2 separate regions of the Mus musculus genome follow, and region 1 is linked to region 2. Evidence: chromatin loops called from intact Hi-C (ENCODE). Cell type or tissue: gastrocnemius. All regions are shown on one strand. Links, peaks and the distances in the headings refer to the core of each region. The heading gives the core; the rest is flanking DNA.

What was found. Peaks named below come from ENCODE experiments on the same cell type or tissue, not always from the same donor. Only the 100,000 strongest peaks of a DNase experiment are listed, where the experiment ranks them.
Region 1: a loop joins it to region 2, with 1.9 times the contacts of the local background. A loop is called at or near these places in 7 of 42 quality-filtered maps.

What each region holds. Positions count from the first base shown.
Region 1 is chr2:9,951,453-9,958,364 of GRCm38, forward strand. Taf3 (TATA-box binding protein associated factor 3) reads right to left here. Exons shown (of 7, transcript NM_027748.3): 3 at 1-1,493. Among named protein-coding and RNA genes, the nearest start is that of Gm31290, 38 kb to the left of the region's middle. In gastrocnemius, for the core only: no CTCF peak of the experiment used is centred there; no DNase peak of the experiment used is centred there; H3K27ac peaks cover 712 bases.
Region 2 is chr2:10,006,514-10,013,425 of GRCm38, forward strand. All of the region lies in intron 2 of Taf3 (TATA-box binding protein associated factor 3), which reads right to left. Among named protein-coding and RNA genes, the nearest start is that of Taf3, 39 kb to the right of the region's middle. In gastrocnemius, for the core only: a CTCF peak has its summit at 3,970 (motif pointing left); no DNase peak of the experiment used is centred there.

The DNA.
Region 1 (6,912 bases), core at 1,165-6,164, 55 kb before region 2:
CTTATCTTTCTCCCGCTTGCTTCTTTCTCGATCTTTCTTCTTGTCCTTATGTTTCTCTCGCTCTCTCCTCACGATCCCATCTTTCAATCGCACTTTCGCAGCATCAATGTCTTCAAATTCTTTGATTTTAAACTTATAGGGATCAGAATCTTCGTCTTTCATCAGCTCCCTCCACGGGTACTTAAGTTCCTTTCCAGCCTCCTTCTCCTTCTCCCTCTCTCTCATTTTATCTTTCTCTTTGCTTCTTTCTTTGTTTCTCTCTCTCTCCCTCTCTCTGTCTCGCTGCTTTTCTTTCTTTTTCAACTTAGTCTTCAGTTCTTTTTTCAACTTTTTCTTTACATCCACAGACGAAGGCAGCTTGGCTTTCTCCTCATACCCCTTGTGTAGAGGCTCAGGAGTGGGAGGAGAAATTGAGGGAGAAGAGATATATGGGAAGGTGGGAGGCATGTTGGAAGGGGCTCCCAGCTTTGCCTTCCGTACCACCTCATCAATAGAGGCATCCATTGTCCACGAGTTATCTGAACTTGAGGTTCCGCTGGAGAGAGGCAGAGGAGTGGCCAGGGACTTGGTGAAGTTATTGGAGGAAGTGGAGGCTTTTGGAGTGGCGCACTCTGAGCCTGAAATCCTCTTAGGACTTGTAAAAGTGTCTCCTTCCGATTCCGATCCGGAAGAAAACTCGAAAGGGTCTGGCTCCCGCTCTGCACAGGCACGTGCGATCACAGCATCGATGGAGTCATCGATGGTTTTGTCTGTCACCACAGGCTTTTTCGGCTGCATTTCAATGTTCAGTTTCACAACTTCTGGGGGAGTCTGTGTTGGTTTCATCACTGGGATGGTCTCTTTAACAGTTTTTTCAACCACCATGGCTGAAGGGGTCCTATTTGGTGTTTCAGGTCTGACAGGGGTTTGGGGAACATGAGCTACAATCTTGGGGCTCTTAGGACTCTTGGGGCTCTTGGAGCGTCCAGGTGACTTCTTTTCTTTTGGGATGGTTTTTGGTGACCGAATAGGACTTCCAAGCCTTGCTGGTGATAGGGCAGCCTTGGGTGACTTAGTTTTCTGACCTGGAGAGCTAGCTTTAGTCTTTGTTTTTGGTGTAAACGACTTTGTTTCTAACGGCTTTGCAATTGGTAGTTGTGACTTTGCAAATGGAGCCAGCATGGGAGGCTGTGGTGATGGAGGGGCCAGATCAGCCCTGTCCTGGACACGCACAGGAGAGAGCACTGGTGGGGTCTTCTGTGGGTTTATAGAGCTGAGGGGTTCTCGTGCTTCTAACAACACAACATCTAGGGAGTCCCCTTTAGTGCTCAGGAGTCGTGGGCGCTTCATGGAGGGCATTTCTTCCACTTCAGGACTGTCCAGTGGCCTCTTACCCAAGAAGTTCTCATCATTGATGACTTCCTCCTCCTCCATCTCATCATCTTCTTCCAAGGGCACCTGCATGGCTTCTGCTGAGGTGCCCCCATCAGTGGGCACCTGTTCCTCTTCCTCCTCTGCAAAGGGTGAAAAGGGCACTATTAGAATGGATACAACAAACAGAACCTAGTCTTCAAACATCACTTCTTGGAAGGGAGAAACAAAGTTCAGAACACAAAGCAACGAGCCCTCCCAGGTCTTCCCAGCCTAGGCTCTTCATCCTTTCACAAACGGCCACACAGAGGACCAGTGTGACCTCCTATTCTGTGCTCCTCTCGCTCCTTCCAACACTCACATGGCCTCAGAAACACAGCAGTGTTCATGACCGCTAATCTCGGAAATGAAAGGCACACTTTTAAAAGACGCTTATGTGTGTAGAAGCCAGAGGCTGACACCGATGTCTGTCTGTTGCTTGCTGAGATCGGCTCCCTCACTGAAACTGGATCTTACCCATCTAAGGAGACTGGGTTATGCCGGACATGGTGGCACATGCCTTTAATCCCAGCACTTGGGAGGCAGAGGCAGGCGGATTTCTGAGTTGGAGGCCAGCCTGGTCTACAAAGTGAGTTCCAGGACAGCCAGGGCTACACAGAAAAACCCTGCCTCGAAAAACCAAAAAAAAAAAAAAAAAAAAAAAAGAGAGAGACTGGGTTATGGTGGAGGACATACAGATCCAAATGCTTTTGTGGCAAGCATTTTACTTGACTAAGACATCTTCCTAGTCTTATGAAAAAGACTTGTGCAAAAAATTTTAATCTCTGTACACAATTCAGATTATAGGTACAACCCCCACCCCCACCCACCCCTGGAATGACAGCATAGTACAGTGTGAGGAACTTGGATCAGATATCTGAAACTATGTTTAGTTAGTGTCTGGCCCTACAGAATGATGGGCCTTAGGCAATCTGAACCTCCTTGAGCAAGTTTCCTGACCTTTCAAAAGGAGCTGATACACTTGCCTTGCCTATTTGACTTAGTCCTTATAAGACCAGCTTGTCTTTCTGTTCTGTACATATTCAGTAAGCATATACTGCATGATGAGAATGCCTGAAAGAACTATACAATCAACTCCTGACCTACACTAGTGCGTGTGTATGGCACACAGAAAGGTAACTGGTACCCCAGACAAATTGTCCAGGAGTTCAAAGCACAAGGGGACGAGTCGCTGTCCACGGGGGAGACTTCAGGAATAATGCAGTGATTAGAATATTGCCAGGAGTGCCAGAGTACAGGATGAAAGGCTCAGGTGGTAAAAAGGAGGACTTGAGACACAGGAATACTTTGTCTGGAATGTGAGGAGGAGAAAGGCAGAATAAGTGAAAGCTGAGTAAGGTTGTACCCACGTCACGAGGCTTCTGTACTCTGCTACTTTACACTCAAGTATGCCCAAGACTACCTCAACAAAACACATGGTAGACAGAGTGGGTGGTGCCAGACACCAAAAGGAGGGACAGATGAGGGGTATGGCTAACACAGTGTAGGCAAGAGTGAAGAGACTAGACTAGAAAATGGCAGCAGACAGGAATCAGGAGAGGTGGATGACATTCTTTAGACAGTGAGCAGACACTACACGCTCAGATATGACTTGGAGTCTAACACAAGCCCAAGGCCGTCGTTAACAGGAAGGCGAATGGAGAGTAATGATGATTTTTAGCTCTATCCCAGACACAAAGCTTGAGCAACACTTAGCCAGTGGTGTTGACTGAGCAGCTCAAAAATATGCTGAAGTTCCAAAAACCAGAGTGGGATATGAGAGGCTGTTGTTAATACTGAAACCACGGTTGAGGAGTGGGGTAAAATATGAAACGTGGATTCAGAATTCTGAGGAATAACGATGTAAAGATAAAGGGAACAATGAAACATGGAGGGTCAGGTGTCAAAGAGCTCAAGGGATCCGGGAGCTGTGATAAGAAAGTTTAGAGCCAGGGCCTAGCAAACACAGAAGTGGATGCTCACAGTCAGCTATTGGATGGATCACAGGGCCCCCAATGGAGGAGCTAGAGAAAGTATCCAAGGAGCTAAAGGGATCTGCAACCCTATAGGTGGAACAACATTATGAACTAACCAGTATCCCGGAGCTCAAGACTCTAGCTGCATATGTATCAGAAGATGGCCTAGTCGGCCATCACTGGAAAGAGAGGCCCATTGGTCGTGCAAACTTTATATGCCTCAGTACAGGGGAACGCCAGGGCCAAAAAGTGGGAGTGGGTGGGTAGGGGGGTGGGGGGAGGGTATGGGGGACTTTTGGGATAGAATTGGAAATGTAATTGAGGAAAATACGTAATAAAAGAAAATATTTAAAAAAAAAAAAAAAGAAAGTTTAGAGCAAGAGAGCTCAGTGGTAAAGGTGCTTGCCATCAAGACAGATAACCTGCGCCTGAGTCTTGGGGCCCACATGACTGAAGTAAAGAACTCATGTCACGGGTTTTCTTCTGGCTTCTTCATGCATATTGTGGAGCATACACACACACACACACACACACACACACACACACACACACACTAAACAAATGAAAACAATGTAAAGGTTTTTGGTTTTAACAAATGGAAGCCTAGTGGACAAAGTCATTGCTCAGAGATCCGTGAGAATGAAAGCTGACAGACGCTGGGCTTCAAATGCATCAGGTGAATAGGTGAGATGATGAAAGTGACAGACAGCGCTTTATAAACAGTCACAACATGGAGCTTCACCAACTACTGCTACCATTGCCTGACAATGCCACCACCACCTCTCCAGTGGCCAGTAGACACACGGAGTCATTTCAGACCATTTCTTTGTCCATTTTCCCTCCTACCTCAACTTGTGAGTACATCCCCTGTGGGTTCAACTGGTCACACACGCAAAAAAGATAGCCTAGAGCTGGGCGTGGTGGTACACGCCCTTAATCCCAGGACTCAAGCAGCAGAGGCAGCCAGATCTCTGAGTTCAAGGTCAGCCTGGTCTACAAAGTGAGCTCCAGCACAGCTAGGGAACACAGAGAAACCCTGACATAATGAGAACACAGAGGAACTTTTCATTCTGCCAAATAGTTTCCCATGTGTGCTGACACAGTAGGGTCTTAATTGTCCCTAAGAACTCCATGTTAGGGGATGGCCTCAACTTCCTATTTTAGGAGGTGGTGGGAGCGTCATGAAGCAGGGCCCATGGCAGGTTTTTAAGTCCTGGAGGGGTGCTCTCTAAAGGAAATGTGGACTCTTATGTGTCTGTATTTTCTGCTTTTGTTTCGTGGGTCATGAGGTCAGCAGGTCTGCTCTGCTATGTGCTCCCAGCATGACTGCTCTGCCACAGGCTGAAAGCAACAGAGTCAACCAATCCAGAGAAACCTCTAATGTGAGCAAAACGAAGCCTGTCTTTTCTGTTCCTTACGGAAGCATTTGTTACAGTGACTGACTAACACATCTGGAATGCTTTTGCAGCAGCATTACAGGAGGAAATAATAGGAAACAATATGGATGACTGGGCACAAAGTCTCTTAAATTACACAAAAGGAAAACACAAACAACAGCAAAGTCCACCTTTTTAAAATCACAAATGTTGAAGAGGGCAGGACAGTACAAACTTCACTGTGATTTTCCTTCGTTGACAACATAAATAATCACCAGTCCCTACATTACTCTGAGGAATAATGAAAAAAACATGCTGCCCTACCAAACCTCTCAAACAAAAACTAAACACGGCAGTGAGGTCTGAACACACCATAAGGATTTGGGGATGTTAATTCTAAGCTATAATAAATATTGACTTAGAACAAAATATCGTTTTAACTAGAACAGTAAATGCCTTTAAAGAAACACTGTAATCTAAAAAGCTAGTAGACATTAGGAAGAAGAGGAAATTGTTTGCACATGGCATGAAAGCTTTTTATCTCATTAACTGCACAGATGCATGCAACTCTTAACTTCAGTGGCGTGTTCTCAAACTAGGCAGAAAACACACTTCTATTTTTAAACTTTAACTAACAGGACAATAAAGTGCCACTCACATATATTCCCCCCAAATTAAATACATTGAAAGCTACATTACTTGTGTGGAAACTTTTTAAATTTTAGATTGGTTCTTGTTAGGTTGCCTAGGCTGGTCTCAAACTGGTAATCTTCTGCCTTAGTCTTCTAAGTTATGGCATTAAGGGGTATGCTGATCTTACCTTTATCAGTAAAATTATTATTTCCTTTTTCCCCAGTGAAGCTACCTTCACATTTGTTGGGGTCTTAGATGCACTTATCTTCACAAATTCCTACAAGTGACTCAATGATGCATTATCTGCTGCTGTGTGTCACCATACATAGTACTGTGCTAGACTTGGGCACAAGACCTGACGAGCAAACCCCAGTCTCCCACCTTCAGAATCACCTGTATCCTTGTAGACAGTTCTTGGTGTGGCACAGCAGAGATCTGAACAAGGGACATGCAGAGGTCGGAAGGGAGTGGACATGGAAATGCTAATTAGAAATGGAACCGTGCTGAAACTGCAGCTGGGTTTTTTCCCCATGGCCACAACTGAACCCAGCAGAGCCCATTTAATGTCCCCAAGACCCAGCGCAGCAGGTCCTGATCCTAGGTAGGCCACTGAAAACCCAGACTGGTACTTAGAACTGCAGATACTTCATTTTGGCTTTGGAGAAAGGCCATGACTTTAAACTGTTCCTGCCAAAATATCTAAGGACAAAGAAGCTAAGAAAAGCTGTGAGCCTACTTTGGGGGCCAAGAGGATGAGAAGATGGCACACAACTGAAACAATCTGACGGACAGTGATGGTTAAATGGGTTTGGAACACACGGTGTTGCTGGAAGATCAGGCTCAGGGGAGGTACTGCTGCAGGGAAGGAGCCTGGGACAGCAAGAGCAAGACAGACACTGGGAGCCTGGGGGGTAGAGGGGACAAGAGGTGCAGTGACAGCCAAACTGACTAATCCATCTCAACAGTTTATCCTTTAGCCTGAGGCTAAACAGTTTTAATTGTGACATATAATATTTTTTAAACTGTCCTGTTTGCAATTGAATCAAAATCAGAACCCTTTTAACACTCAATATGTACAAGTGGGCATGTATTTTTAAAAATAAACCTACTTACTTGAAAATATTACTAATGAAGACAATTAGGCAATGACAATTCATAGAGTACAGCCAATCAATGACAGGATAAATTAGCAATAGTGAAGATGTGCTATAAATACCTACACACACTGACATGTAAAAAAGCCCCATTCCACTAACATTCTGCACAATAAGAAACTAAAATGCGATATAAGCAAGCCAACCTGAAATGACACCTAGCATTATAAATGGCCTAATCTATATGTTAATACTGTTGTATCACATAACTGCAGCAAGACCAAGATAACAATATGACTTTGGGGTTTCTATGGCTACATCCTGGCTAACGGGCCTGAAAGCGCTGGCTGCTGACACCACACAGGCTTTCCGAGGACTTCTTTTTGGTTATTTATGATATGATTTATGATAACGACAACATCTCCTATTTTCTTTCCTCCTCAG
Region 2 (6,912 bases), core at 1,078-6,077:
TTCAACAATAAGTGGTCTTTTAACGAAACCATGAGGAAATGTTTAGAATATGTGCACGTGGGATAACCTACACCTAGACTTTCTTGCCCCAAGTAACTTTATATAAAATGTTCTATTTCAGCTTACAGAACGCCAGGTTCACAGTTAAAAATATGAGTGTTCGCTAAACAGGAAGCTAAAGTGTTGTTTTCAGGAAACAATAATTATTTTAAAATTCTAAAATGTACTTCAGACTGTTTTAAAAAAATTCATCTTAAACAGTGCTCTCATTTCTCTACTAAAATTTTTATTTAACAATTACTTAGGAGCAAAGAAAAGGTAACCATAAAGAGTGCTCCAAGCTATTTACCACACGTGACGTGTCTGCTTCTGGTCAGTAGGTATGTCCCTTCCTTCTACAGAGAAGGCAAAGCCCTAGGCAGAGAAACCACCTCATGTCACAGCTACAGACTTCCGTTCGCCACAACGGGAGCTTCCGACACAGTTTGCAGCCTATTTTCTATCAGTAAAATCAATCCTAGAAGAAAACACCAAGTTTTAAAATGTTTCCTCTTTTATTGCCCTCTTGATTAAAACTGAATTAAAATGTTCTCAAAGAGAGTGGCCATTTCCCCAATGCACTTCTTTGCTGGCAGGACAGTTTCTCCTCTTTTTTTTTTTTTTTTTTTTTTTGAGTAATGAGACACCGGAGAGTTTGGGGGTAAATTCACTACACTAACTATATTTTAAAAGGACCATTGTTCTATTTTTAAAGCTCTAACTCTTAGTGTTGCATTAGGCCTGCCACACAAAGATAACTCTGAGACGAGACACCAACTTGTCTTTCACGTAACTTTTCAGCTGGGGCCACGGCTCCCTGCGTGCCCGCCAGCGCCAGTGCTTAGAGCAGCCCTTCAGCCAGTGAGGCCACACAGCCTTTGGGCTTTCTCCCTCTCACAGCACAGTCTAGAGGATCCAGAAAGAAATCACAGCTTTTTCTGTATGTGTGTTGAGGAAACATTGCTGTAGCTACACTGGTGGCTGTGTGGGCCACACTATCAGAACTAAGAAGCATACGACCCAAAGATCATCTTCTATAGAAATTTTTAAAGAAAATGCTAACAGTTTCTAGAAGGGTGCCAAGTATTTCTATAACTTTTACTTAAGTGGTCACATAAATGCATTAAGTACTGAGAGAGAAGGAGGGAGGAAAGAACACAAGAGGCACAATTCTGGGGCAATGAGTGACACGGTTTCCTGTGTAGGAATAAGAACACCTGAAATCAACACCGAAGTTGGTCCCAGTCTCCTTACCTCAATTATCCACTAAGAGAGGAAAAGTCCCCTTAAAGCAAGGAAAAGCCACCGACTGATCTCTAAAGGAGCAAGAGCGAAGAACATATATTTTAAGAAATTGAAAAGCATAAACTCATACAGCCATAACAAAATACGGAATCCCAAGGCTGTAAAGTCTGCAAAGCGTTGTTGTTACATAACGCTGGAGAAGAAAGCCCACCGAGACATGTAACTTCTCTAGAGCGTGTGCTTTCCAACTGTAATGTGGCCCCTGCATGGGGGCATCTAGCAGGATTGCTACCAAGAAAGAAAATAAATTCTAGGTACATTTGCCCTAAGGTGATGGTGGTCTTACCTGCAGAAAATGGAAACAAACAGACTCGAAACTCTATGAGAAAGGTATCAGAAGGGTGTTCCTCTGAGTTAAAAACAAACCAGTGAATGAGTCTGTGTCCTTCCTGTCTTCTCTGCCTGTCACACACTCAAGCAGCAGTTCTTACAAAGGGTTCCTCACAGCTCCTCGTACGGGTAGGATAGGTTTCCTTTCCCACCAGAGTTTCTCAGCTAAGGAAACCAAAATCTGTGGCGTGGCCCCTGGGTAAGATGGATATCTATACAAAGTCAAAAATGATTATTTTAACAAGGAAACTCAAGTTATGTTTTTAATTTATAAATGCCTTCTATAATATTTGTTCTCTTGGCATTTTCTTTAAAAAGAAAACCAAGCAGCTTCTCATACTTCATCAGTTTAACACTGGAGCTCACGGCTCACGGCTGCCCAAACGCTACTTTAATCGGTTCCTGTCTCTTTAAAAAGCCTGCATAATTAATGACACTTTTAGTGCCATTCAAATAAATAAAAACCAGTATGGGTATATTCCACATGACAAGCTTATAGCTTTAAAAATCATTAAGAACTTGGCAATAATATTTTCAGCGAATTTTACTATTGCCTATCGATCCTAATGCACTTGACTTATCTGTAGAGATAAAACTTATCTTGACCTTGCTGAATACAAACAGCCCAGACTAAAACCTGTGATAGCCTCTGTGGGCGAAAAGGCAGCGATAACCATTACAAGACAATACAGGCAAGTCCCCACATTCAATACAAATGCTCCAACAAAAGGAAATTTTGCTTTATTTCCTCTTTGGTTATAAGAAATAAGAAAGCAATGGTTTTATGCCTTCAGATAAACAACATTCAGTTATTTTTTTTTCTAACCTACCTAGTATATTTTAAACAAACAGCAAAGCCTCTGTCTTAAGAAGTCCCATGAAGTACAAAGGAGCAGGGGACCAACAGGGAAGAAACTGAATGTCTTCCTTTGGGGACAGCTATAACATCAGAAAAACTCTGTGAAAAACAGCAGAATCCTTCCTTACCATAGCCTGAAATTTTCAGCTTTCACTTTAGTTAAACTCAAATATCCTGAAATGACACCTCCAGTGACTGAGGCCTGAAAGATAGTTCCAAGTGTTTCCCTTTATGTTATGATAGTGCCCTTACACAGGCTCACTCTTCTCAAATGTTAACACAGTGTTTTGTTTTGTTTTTTAAAATCAGATTGTAAAGAGCTAAATCCGAGTGGAATGGCCCAGCCTACTTCCCAAGCCTGCACAGCAGGCAGGCGGCTGGGTGCAGAGGGAGCTCACATGAACCCACTTTCACTTCTAGGCGCCTCTCTGCAGACAGAGCTACCTGTGCCACCTCTGGCCTTGTAACTAAAGTACTTCATGAAGTTAAAGAAAATTCTCAGGAAAATGCTGATTCCTTCATTCTACAAGGCTACTCATAGTGCTAAGATTTCTGATTCTCAACTAAATTTCTCTTGCAACTTTAAAGCACAAAATGAAATAATTTCAAAATATTAGTCATAAAGTTTCAGTTCCAAAACTGAGAAAAGACGTTATAGTTTGGCCTTGAAATCAATTTCTTTGATTTTAGACTACTTGGGGAGGCAAACCATAAAGCTTACGAAGTGTGGCCGGCCGGCCCGGGCGCTTGAACTCCAGGCTGGGACTCTCTAGTCTCACTGCCCTCCAGAGCCTGCAGAGGCCAGGCCATGAGTACACATTTAGTCACTCCAAATGACATTTATGAGAGTTAAGCAAGAGAGGCAGTTTCAGCCACCTTTCCACATCACTCTTTAGTGGTTTGATAACTGTATCGATGGCATATGATTTTAAGGAAGCACGAAAGGAAAAGTTATTAGCAAACTTGCTAAGGTGATCAGTAGCTTGCATCAGCAGAGCACTAGCACAGAATTAGCGGTCCTGCTACTACGCCAGGCACCCGAACACTCCTCTTGACCATGGCATATTAACTCCACTGGAACCAAGAATTTTAAACGTTCCCTACTGGATAATTAGCTCGTAGGGCCTAAATGAAACCTAAAGTAATTTTTATACATTTCCATCTCCAGCATTGCTTAGTGTAGAGAAAAAGCAACACAACTTCCTATATTTTAATAGAGGGCAGTTTAGGCACTTAGCTATAGATGGAACACAGACTTAAAAAAATGCCATCCACAAACAAACTCTGCCACAAAGAATACGGCTCAACTGCTAATTATACAGAGAACGGATTTTAATTACATAGAGAATATTGCTTTTAAAAACACTGCAAATTGCAAAGGCAGACAAGGAGTTAGGGAAGCAATACATTTCTCTTGCGTTACAACAGTGCCCTCTACTGGCAGTTATAGAACCCTGCAGACATAAAGTATGACATTTTTATAGGGGGGAAAGGCCAGGAAGAACAGAAATCTTAGCACTATGAGTAGCCTTGTAGAATGAAGGAAGCAGCATTTTCTGAGAATTTTCTTTAACTTCATGAAGTACTTTAGTTACAAGGCCAGAGGTGGCACAGGTAGCTCTGTCTGCAGAGAGGCGCCTAGAAGTGAAAGTGGGTTCTTGTGAGCTCCCTCTGCACCCAGCCGCCTGCTTGCTGTGCAGGCTTGGGAAGCAGGCTGGGCCATTCCACTCGGATTTAGCTCTTTACTCTGATTTTCTTTTAAAAAAAAAAAAAAAGGCCAGGAAATTGTGCTGCTTTTAATGTAAATGATGAAATCCAACTTGTGTCACGTTAAACCTAAACCAATGTTTAACTTGACATATGAAAAGCCTTCTGATGAAATTTGTAGTTTTAAAACAACTGAATTCAAAGAATGTTTCCAACTATATATCTAGTTAAAGACAAACCACATTTAAGTGATAAATAGATATTAGAAATACTTCAACATTTCTTGGTAAAAAATTCAGAGAGCTAAAGAAACTAAGATCTCCAATTAAATGTATGAATATTTTTCTTGGCATGCCATAAAAGTCACCACCCAACTCATTAACAACAGGTCTTCAACAACAAATTATTGAAACCAATTCAGAGCAGAGACAATATATGACTTTACTTATTATCTCTTGTAACTAGAAATATTTCTTTAACACAAAAACCTGTTCCACAAGAACACCCTTTCTAGCCACACACAGTTGGTGATGGTAACAGCTATTACTAACAAAATAACCATGGAGCTATAGCTGGAACAACAAATCTAGATGTTTGTAGGAAATCACAATACAATCCTCTCCGTGACATTTATCAAAGCTTTGAATCTTACACTATCAGATAGGGAGGGCATTAAGAAATACTGCTTATGGCTGGGCAGTGGTGGCACAGCACTCAAGAGGCAGAGCCACGATGATAGCTGAGTTCCAGACCACCCTGGTCTACAAGGATACACAGAGAAACCCTGCCATGAAAAAAACCAAACCAAAACAAAACACCAACCAACCAACCAAAACTAAAAACACACCAACCAACAACCAAAAATACAAACCAGTGTTTCTGAACTAGCATATTAAACAACTGATCTTAAATAATTACGACTTCACTATTAGCTGACTAGACTATAGAAGACTTCCTGTTATTTATTTATTTATTTATTTATTTATTTATTTATTATTTACCTATAATAAGTAGGTTAATTCTATCAGAGGGACCTACAAACTTCTGCTGCAGAAACTTTATCTTCAAATCAGCTCAAGATGAAACTGACTTTAAGAAGGGAAAACCTTGAAAACATTCTGAAGAACAAAGTGGCCACAGCAGGAAACTATCAGGCTGAGTTTAAAGACTAAGGGCAAGGCCTGCTGAGACATTCAAGGCTGTGAAAACTGGGAGACTGAAGCAGACAGACAGAAGGATGTCAAGTTCAGCAGCTCACAGCCTAGTGAGGGCTGCAAACGTTCAAGAGTTAGGTTAAGAGTTACCACCCAACTTTCCAACCGTAGGTCTTCATATCTTATTAATGGTGGTGTTTTCAATTTTATAAAGGGAACCAAGAGAAAAAGGAAACTTACATCTAATCTCTTATTTTGTAATGAGCTACTAAAAGCATCCTTCATTAGGCTGGAATGCACATGTAAAGACATTATATTCTACATTGTCAGTGGTAGGAAAACCAGAAGAAACAAAGAATGAATTCTGAAAGTATCAGAGAATTATAATAGAGATAAAATAGAATATTCCCATATCCCGAGGATCAGAAATTAATTTTTTACAAGGATATACTTTCCTGAAAATGACCAGAACTTAAAAGAAGTGAGTGATGAGATTTTCATACTTAAAGGAATGATGGATTACAAAAGGCAAGGAGCAAGGTGATCATGGATTAGAATGCTACTGTTTCCTCTCCAGAGAAGTCCATAGTTATGTTTCTTTCCACAGGCTCTTAAAAGACAGAGAGAGACAGATGGACAGACAGACGGAGAGAGATGGACAGAGAGAGAGAGAGGGAGAGAGAGAGAGAGAGACATGCACGTTTGTGTATATTTTCACTATTACATTATTACTTGTATAGTAGTCCAAGCCACTTTTTCTACCTCCTAATTATCTACCTTTTTTCTTAAAGGATCACATCTGAAATCTCTAAATTTAAACATGCACAAAATGATATTTTTTTTAAAAAAGTGATATTTTAAAAAAATCTACAACGAGGGGCTGGAAAGCTGGCTGGGAGGTTAAAAGTGCTTGTTCTGTTTCCAGCACCCACATGGCGACTTAAGTTGCATGAGTTCTGAGATCCTCCTCTGACCTCTCTGGGCACATGGCACACATACATATATACAGGCAAAACACTCATAAACATAAAATAAGTAAGTCTAAAAAATGAACAAAGCAGATACTCTGGAAACAAAGACTCAACTACAAAGTAACACAACAGCACATAAAGGTCAGGTCTGCAATACAGAGGGCAAAAAGAAGTAAAAGTCTAAGCCTCAGAGTCATGAGAATCCCATGAGGTGACAAATAGTGAAGAAAAGCAAGAAGGCCCCAGCGTGGTGGAAAGCAGGAGCCCAAAGTAAGCCAAACCAAGAGCAGTCAATCCGATGCAAGGTGAACCACCTATCCCTAAAGGACACTGCCACACAGTGCAGCTCTGAGCAACTGATACCAAGATATTCTGATGAACTCTTTAGACTTCCAGAAAGGGAAAACAAACAACAAACTCCTTTGATTATTTAAAGAGCTAAAAGGGTAAGTTATATGCCAGGGGAACAGGCTTAGAAACAAGGCTTAAACCAGTGGCCATCAGTGGCCCAGGACCAGAGTAGGTAGGGTCCTGAAACACAAGTCTG